Regions from separate parts of the Homo sapiens genome. Here region 1 is linked to region 2. The links are chromatin loops, found by intact Hi-C in ENCODE. Cell type or tissue: PC-3. All regions are shown on one strand.

Region 1 (4,000 bases), 180 kb after region 2:
ATTGGCTGGGTGTGGTGGTGCGTGCCTGTAGTCCCAGCTACTTGGAAAGCTGAAGCAAGAAAAAATTGCTTGAACCCAGGAGGCCAAGGTTGCAGTGAGTCAAGATCGTGCCATTGCACTCCAGCCTGGTAACAGAGCGAGACTCCAGCTCAAAAAAAAAAAAAAAAACAAAACAAAAAACAACAACAAAAAAAACCCACACACACAAGCTAGAAGATGCCAAGGTTATTCTGGGAGGGTAAAAACATCATTAATACCCTTAGAGAGAATATTTATTGAATCCAAGAAACAAAAATAAAATACTATTTTTTAAAAAGGAATGTTTATAGAACAAACAAAACTTCTTGGAAATTAAAAGCATGATAATGAAAAATAAAAACTCAGTAGAAGGTTGGAAAAAATAAGGCTGATAAAATGTTCTAGAATGTAGAACAAAGCCAAAGAGCTTAAAAATGGGGGGAAAAAAAAGAAAATTAGAGGACTGGAAACTACAAACATCCAAACAAAAGTTCTGAATCAGAAAACAAAGGGAATAAAATAAGTAAAGAAATAATTCAAGAAAATTCTCAGAAATCAAAGGCATGATTGAAACAACCCATCAAGTGTCCAAGAGAACACATGAAAGCAGATCTACACTGAGACATATTGCTCTGAAATTTCAGAACCATAGAGACAAAGAAGATATTCTACAATCTTCCAGAGAGAGGAAGGGGAAGCAAAGGTCACATACAAAGGTTTAGAAATTTGAATAACTTAGGAACATCTGAATAGCATCATCTGAAGCAACCAACAATGTTCTCTTTTCTTCTTTTGAGACGGAGTCTTGCTCTGTCGCCCAGGCTGGAGTGCAGTGGCACAATCTTGGCTCACTGCAAGCTCTGCCTCCTGGGTTCACGCCATTCTCCTGCCTCAGCTTACTGAGTAGCTGGGACTACAGGTGCCCGCCACCACGCTTGGCTAATTTTTTTGTATTTTTTAGTAGAGACGGGGTTTCACTGTGTTAGTCAAGATGGTCTCGATCTCCTGACCTTGTGATCCACCCACCTCGGCCTCCCAAAATGCTGGGATTACAGGCGTGAGCCACCGTGCCCGGCCAGCAACCAACAATGTTTTCAAGTCTAGAGTTCAACACTCGGCCAAACAGTGAACCAAATACGAAAGCAAATAAACACATTTTGCAAAGTTTCATAAAATGTTTACTTCCCAGCTATCTACTCTCAAGACCTACCTACTAGAAGATGAGGTCTACCAAAGAGGGAAAATAAACCAAGAAAGAGGAACAAACAGGATAAGGGCACAGGGGATCCAACAGGGGAGAGCAGTCAAGGAAATCCCAATGGGATGCCAAAAGGACAGATGTACACAAACCATGGAAGGTAGCCAGTCCAGAACCAAGTACTGACTCATGCCCAAAATCTCCACATTTTATTTGTGTGAGCCTGGATGAGCCTGGACCAGATTCTTGTCTGTATTTTATCTTGGCTCCACATACTTTACTGCTGGCATCAGTTAAAGACACTTATATCACTCACAGAAGTTGTTCTGCTTTGATATGCTCCAGAGAGCCAGGGTAAACAGTGGTGAATTTAGAAAGAGGGAACAGCTCTTCCCCTCATGATATTTCTGCTGGATATTCAGTACCTGGCCACTACATTTCTGCCAGATGTCCCTACCGACTGAGTCCTACATTTATCCCAGGCTCATGACGTTGCCTACTGATGTCCTGAGGAATCAGGCTCCTGGTTGAAAACCTATATGGGATTTCTCAGGCCTGGCCATATGCAAGGCTTTGCCTGACAGGCCTCACAGGGAAAAGAAGCCCTTCACACACCAGGCTTGGTGCAGAGCCAGTGTACTGTAGTCTCTCAGGGGAGTTGCAGTCAATGACTCAGCCACTTCTGGGTGATAAAGCTCTTCTTATATTTGCCTTCCTAGCCCAGGCACCTTTATTTCCTGGTCCTTTTCTCTGCTGTGGCCTGGCGGAGAGGGGCTCCTTGAACAGGCCGCTCCCCACTCTGACTCAGACTCTGCACTCTTTGGCTCCTAGCCCTTCTCCTTTGCCCCATCACTTCAAGAACCATAAACTACAGGAGCCTTTTGTTCCCTTTTGATGGGGGTGAGACATCCTGATCGTCACATCTCACGTATACCATTACAGTAAATGATTAAAGGCTTAACTCTCACTTTTGGCTTGTCGCTTTAACCAGCCACTCCAATACCTGGCAGCTCAGCTCCCTCCCCTAGCTCAGCTGCGCTCCTGACAGCCTCAGAAAGTTCCCTCAGGGAACCTAAAGACCATGACTCAGAAATTCTCTTCTTCTGGGAACTTTCATCTAACAAGGGCAATAGTGTCCTCCCCTTAAGCAGCTAGGTTTGTGCCTGATACTCAGTTTTTCAAAACTAAACACACCATATTTAAGGGTAAACACATGAGTGGCACAATCATAAAGAAAAACAAGGAAAACATTGGTCCAAAAGTTAGGATGTCATTTCTTCTGAGGGTTGAGGGAAGGAAAGAGAATGTATTAAGAAGGAATTTTAAGGGTATGAAAGCTCTGATAATTTATTTATTTTTCTAATCTGTGTCATGGGTACATAAGTATTCATTTTACTAATCTTTAAACATGTATATAAAGATTTTACACAATTCCATAGTCATAACATTTTACACATAAAAAAGTATTTTACTGGTTATTTATTTACTGGGTCATAGATAATACACTCATATGATAGCAATGCATAAAATAAAGTAAGAAATTTCACACAGCTGTTTCTTATAAGATCCTCAATATAAACTGAAGGGATAATTTAAAAGTAAAGTTCCAGTAAAAGTATTGCATGGGATACAATAAACAAAAGTCCAAGTAGGCAGCAGTGACTGGGCAGCTGTCAGTCAATAATGAGACACTCCGCAGGGGCATTGTTCTGTCTCCCCCAGGATGACTCATCAGCCACACTCACTGCCCACTGTTTTCTCCAGAAGACCTCCTCAGATGGCACTTGTTCTAGAATGGAATCAAAGGCTGAAGAGTCTAAAAATCTAATGGGTTATTTTGGGGGCAACCTCAGATAGGATACTGAATGGGAAAGAACTCAGAGTCTAACATAAGATCTAAAAATCAACTTAAGTACTTTTATAATTCTACCATATTTCTCTTATTTTAGGCAAAGGAATTTTTGTCTATTCTTCAGCTCCAGTTTTAAGGAGAGTAGTAGGAACTCTGAAGACAGAGGCAGCAGTAATCAGGGGAGAACGATACAAAGAAATGAAGCTCAAAAAGACAGCACCAGAGTCCTCTCTGGCCAGCCACAGGCCTGGTCTGTGAAAACCCTGAGTGGTTTCAGGCATCATTTCACCATCCTAAGATTCAAAACAAATCAAGCAATCAAAGGCAGGGCTGCTAAGTAAGCAGCTGCACAAGCAGAGCAGTGGGAGAGGTGAATGGGACCAGGGCCTCGCTGCTGGGGAGAGGAGGAAGGGGTGGGAGACTAGATGGGGGTAGCAAGGGGACCCAAGGGAAGTCCAATTAAAAAGTTTTATTGGCCAGGCACAGTGGCTCACACCTGTAATCCCAGCATTTTGGGAGGCCGGGGTGGGTGGATCACCTGAGGTCAGGAGTTTGAGACCAGCCTGACCAAAATGGTAAAACCCTGTCTCTACTAAAAAAAAAAAAAAAAAAAAAAAAAAATTAGCCAGGTGTGGTGGTGCGCGCCTGTAATCCCAGATACTCAGGAGGCTGAGACGAGAATTGCTTGAACCCGGGAGGTGGAAAATGCAGTGAGCTGAGATCGCACCATTGCACTCCAGCCTGGGCAACAGAGTGAGATTTCGTCTCAAAAAAAAAAAAAGTTTTGTCTTAATTTTGTCATGTGAGAGAGAAGGTAAGGGATGAACACATTCTGAGGCGGATGGGAAGGAACCAGGAAAGCAAGCCTGAAGGACAGCAACAGGCAAAGAACTGGCAGCCAGTAGGGATAAATCTAATACCTACAAAGGAAT
Region 2 (4,000 bases):
CACTAGGTTAAAAAATTAGCTGTTTGCTCGTGGAAAATATGTCTAGTTCTGGGAGACACTGTGTAATATCATCAAGAGTGTCCTAAATTATCAGAAAGGCAGCAATTAATATTATAGTGCTTTTCTAAAGATGTAAAACAACTTATTCCCTCACTACAAAATTAAGAGAGGCTCAACATAAGGTGCTTGGAAAATCCTCATCATCAGTAGCTTCTGGGAAAGATGAAAGCTTAGAAACACATTAGCCAGCTGCCTTCCTCTGCCCAGGCCCAACGAAAGTCACTGAAGAAATCTAAAAACAGGGGGAGACCTGCATCTGGAATGAGAGCCAAGGAAAGAAGCCATCCAAATACCAGAAACTTCTAAGAATTCCCAGCACACGAGGGAGCAGATGAAACACGGAAGCCAAGTGTATAATGTATAATTCAGCCCCCGGGAGAACTCCCTGGCCTTGTAGAGGATGAACTGATACTCACAAGTTTATAGGGTGAGGGCAGCCGGTGAGAACGCGACACGAGAGGTTCCAGGAAGCCCAACGCGGGAGTCATTTTAGTACCGCAGCTTGTCAGAATTTAAGGGCAGCTGAGAGGCAGGGTTCGGAGTTTATGCGGCTCAGCTGAGAGAAAGCCGTAGAAAGAAGAGATTCCCCGAGAGTGGCAGGGCTCTCTGGGAGAGTCATGGAGCAGGGAGAAACCAGGAGGGAGTCAAATGTAGCTGTGCAGGCACAAGGCAATGGCCGCTTAACTGAGGGGAGGCCATATTTTATTTATTTTTTACTGCTATTTACTGAAGCAGTATTTTTCTTAGCCAGCAACTCCAGAAAAGTTGACAATTTTAAAGGTCTTCACCAAAAATGAATATGAGAATAATTAGAAAAATATCAAAATAATAAAGAGAAATATGCAGTGTTATATTAAAATGTAATATAAAACTTTGATAATTAAAACAATGCTGGAACCAGAATAACACATATAAATCATACAAAATTTCAAATCAGTTGGCAAAAAATGAATTAGTATACGGTGTTGAAATAGCTGTCTGGCCTTTTTTCAGAATATTAGATCACCACCCACCATAGCTAATAACAAAGTAAATTTTAGTTGGATTGAAAAAATTAACACTTCAAACATAAAAGGAGTAAAAGAATATTTGGGTAACACCTTCATAATTTCAGTGAAGGAAAGGCCTTTCCAGGAACCATATCAAAAGCAGAAGCAAGAAGGAAAATATAGTTTTTTACTACATAAAAATTTAAATTATTTATGTAAATAATAAATATCCATAAACAAACTTAAAAAGCAAAATTATAAATGGAAAATATTTTTATGTAACAGGCAAAGAAAAATATCCTTTTTATAAAGAAGTCTGGCAAAGAAATAAAAACATTCTAATTGAGTAAATGGGCAAAGGGCATGAACAGACTAACAAGAAACAAAGAAACATAAATGAGACCAGGCGCTGTGGCCCACGCCGGTAATCCCAGCACTTCGGGAGGCTGAGGTGGGTGGATCACTTGAGGTCACAAGTTTGAGACCAGCCTGGCCAACATAGTGAAACCCTGTCTCTACTAAAAAAATACAAAAATTAGCTGGGCATGGTGGCATGCACCTGTAATCCCGCTACTCAAGAGGCTGAGGCACAAGAATCGCTTGAACCTGGGAAGCGGAGGTTGCGGTGAGTGGAGATGGCACCACTGCACTCTAGCCCTCTAGCATTGGCAACAGAGCAAGACTTCACCAGAAAAAAAAAAAAAAAAACAACACCATAAATGAATAGAAAATGTATAGAAATATTCATTTTGACTACTAATTAAAGAATTGCAAAATTGAACATTTGGATACAAAATTTTACCAACCACATAACAAGATTAAAAGGAAGAATTATCCAACTATTAGGAGAGTATAAGGAAATTGGTACTTTTGTTGTTACAGTGAGAGCCATAAATAGTAGGCACTTTTGAGGGAAATGTAACAATATTTGTCAAAATTTATAAATCTTCTGTTTCTAAGAGTTTATCCTAAGGAATAACAAGAACTGAGAAAAATAGATGAATATAAATTATTTATAATAAAAAATGGAAAACAACTTAGATAATAATCGGCTATTGATAAAATTGGAGTACAGTATAACCACCGGAAAAAATGTTATTTATCAGTGCTTTTCCAATTGCACTTCCCACAGTGACCCCCAGAGGGCTCATTTTGCTGGCCTGCTCCAGGGCAGATCTGGGAGCTGCTGGCTGTCTCAGTTTCAACCAAAGATACCTGAGCTTTCAACACTTTCCTATACTGGGTTCGAGATAAAATTATATTTGAAGAAAGGATCTTACTACCTGAAAAAAAATGCCACTTGTACAAGTTCATATTTCTTAACAGGAAAAGATGGTCATAACAGGCTTTTCAGAGGAAAAAAATTAGGTTACAAGGTAGGATCTGTATCATGATCTCATTTCTAAATGTGTAATCTATGTATTATATATGCATGCGTTATCAAAATTTAAGCTTGACGTTTCTGGTTGGTGCCACTATGGATTTTTTTCCTTTTCGCTTATTTTTATTTGCTAGTGTTTCTATAATCAATGTGTGTAACTTATACGATTTTATAAAAAGGTAAATGAGTTACATGGAAAAGAGGAAGGCTAAGCGGCAGAGAAGTACAGAAATGGACAAGAGCACATGGAAGAGGGAGTCTGACTTTCCGGGGGTGAGAAACATGAGACAGTCTACCTTATATGCAAACCTGCATTTCATCTGTTCGATCCTGGATCCTTCAGCCCTGAGAAGTCACTCTTCATGGCAAATGGGCTCAGCTGCCTGGAAGGCCATCAGTCTCCCTGCTGTGGCAGCTGCGTCACAGCCTAAGAGAGTGGGGCTTTCACAGTGTAGCCCCAGCACCAGTAAGAGAAAAACAGCTCCAAGCCTATACCCTGCTGGGCCTTTGGGGAAACATCTTCGGAGACCTTGGTAGAATTGATTCTAAAGTATGATTCTATACTCTCTTCCCTGTCCATCCCTCTCAAAAGTGAATGCACTGTTCATCCATCAAGTGGAAACTTTGTGGGGCCCAGGAGTCACACGTTGCCCTTAAGAGTGCCCTGGAACCTATAGAAGAAGATGACATTAGAATTCTAACCATTGAAAGAACAAGAGCACAGGGGGCAGCTACTAATGTCACCCAGGACCATAGAAACCCATCAGGCTTCACACCCCCACCATCAAGAAGAACCCCCTCCAGTCCTATTACCTGCCCTCTTCATCCCACCCTGCTTCTTTCTTAATCTGAACTCCCACTGCTTCTCTCCACGCCTGGTTTTTCTCTGTTCCTTTAGGGACCAGCTCCCCTATGCCATCAAACTCCTAATGGGAGGCTCCCTCCACCTCCTGCCTCCTGAGGTGGCTGATTCCCTTAAGACATCTCAAGAGGATGCTCCTCAACCTTCCTTTTTAGGTACCTCATGGCCTGGTGGTGGTGAAGACATTTTCCTACCGTTCTAGACCACCTCCAGGCCTTTTCTCCTTCAGTATTGCATACGCATGCCCTCTCTGTTTCTCTGATGCTCATGCTATCAGTCTAGACTACCTTCTACAACACCTCCCCATATGTCTGTGCCCATATGGCCATGGCCCTCATCCAGTGAAGATGTTGACACTATTCTCAGTCTCTCACCTTTCATACTGTCCTAATCACAGGTGACTCGATGTCTACATAAACTAAGTCTAGTGAGAGGGCTTCACATGATGACTCACAGAGCTTGACATGTTCCCTGCATTTGAAAGCATTGTGGACCAATGACTACATCACACCTGAGAATGTTGAAGAGAAGCTGGCTGGCGCTGTGGTCCTAGCCCAGGGGGCTGATGTAAAACCTGCATCATGAAGTTTGCCTGAGGCTGTGTTAAAAAAGATCCTGCCCCAGACATTTCTGCCAGAGAAAGAGGCCTCCCTGAAGGTCACCAGGGAGGGTGGAAGGTCACTGCCCAAGTCAAGGAAGTGGCCACCA

What was found. Hi-C counts contacts between places; a loop is a spot of excess contacts. Peaks named below come from ENCODE experiments on the same cell type or tissue, not always from the same donor. Only the 100,000 strongest peaks of a DNase experiment are listed, where the experiment ranks them.
Region 1: it touches region 2 in a loop (4-fold over the local background); 1 of 110 quality-filtered maps calls a loop at or near these places.

What each region holds. Positions count from the first base shown.
Region 1 is chr7:35,001,975-35,005,974 of GRCh38, forward strand. All of the region lies in intron 6 of DPY19L1 (dpy-19 like C-mannosyltransferase 1), which reads right to left. Among named protein-coding and RNA genes, the nearest start is that of DPY19L1, 34 kb to the right of the region's middle. RefSeq lists a silencer at 1,784-2,382. In PC-3, no CTCF peak of the experiment used is centred here; DNase peaks (open chromatin) are centred at 1,427, 2,027 and 2,927; H3K4me3 peaks cover 521 bases; H3K27ac peaks cover 3,058 bases.
Region 2 is chr7:34,821,660-34,825,659 of GRCh38, forward strand. All of the region lies in intron 4 of NPSR1 (neuropeptide S receptor 1), which reads left to right. It also overlaps a transcript of NPSR1-AS1 not described here. Among named protein-coding and RNA genes, the nearest start is that of NPSR1-AS1, 65 kb to the left of the region's middle. In PC-3, a CTCF peak has its summit at 2,213; no DNase peak of the experiment used is centred here.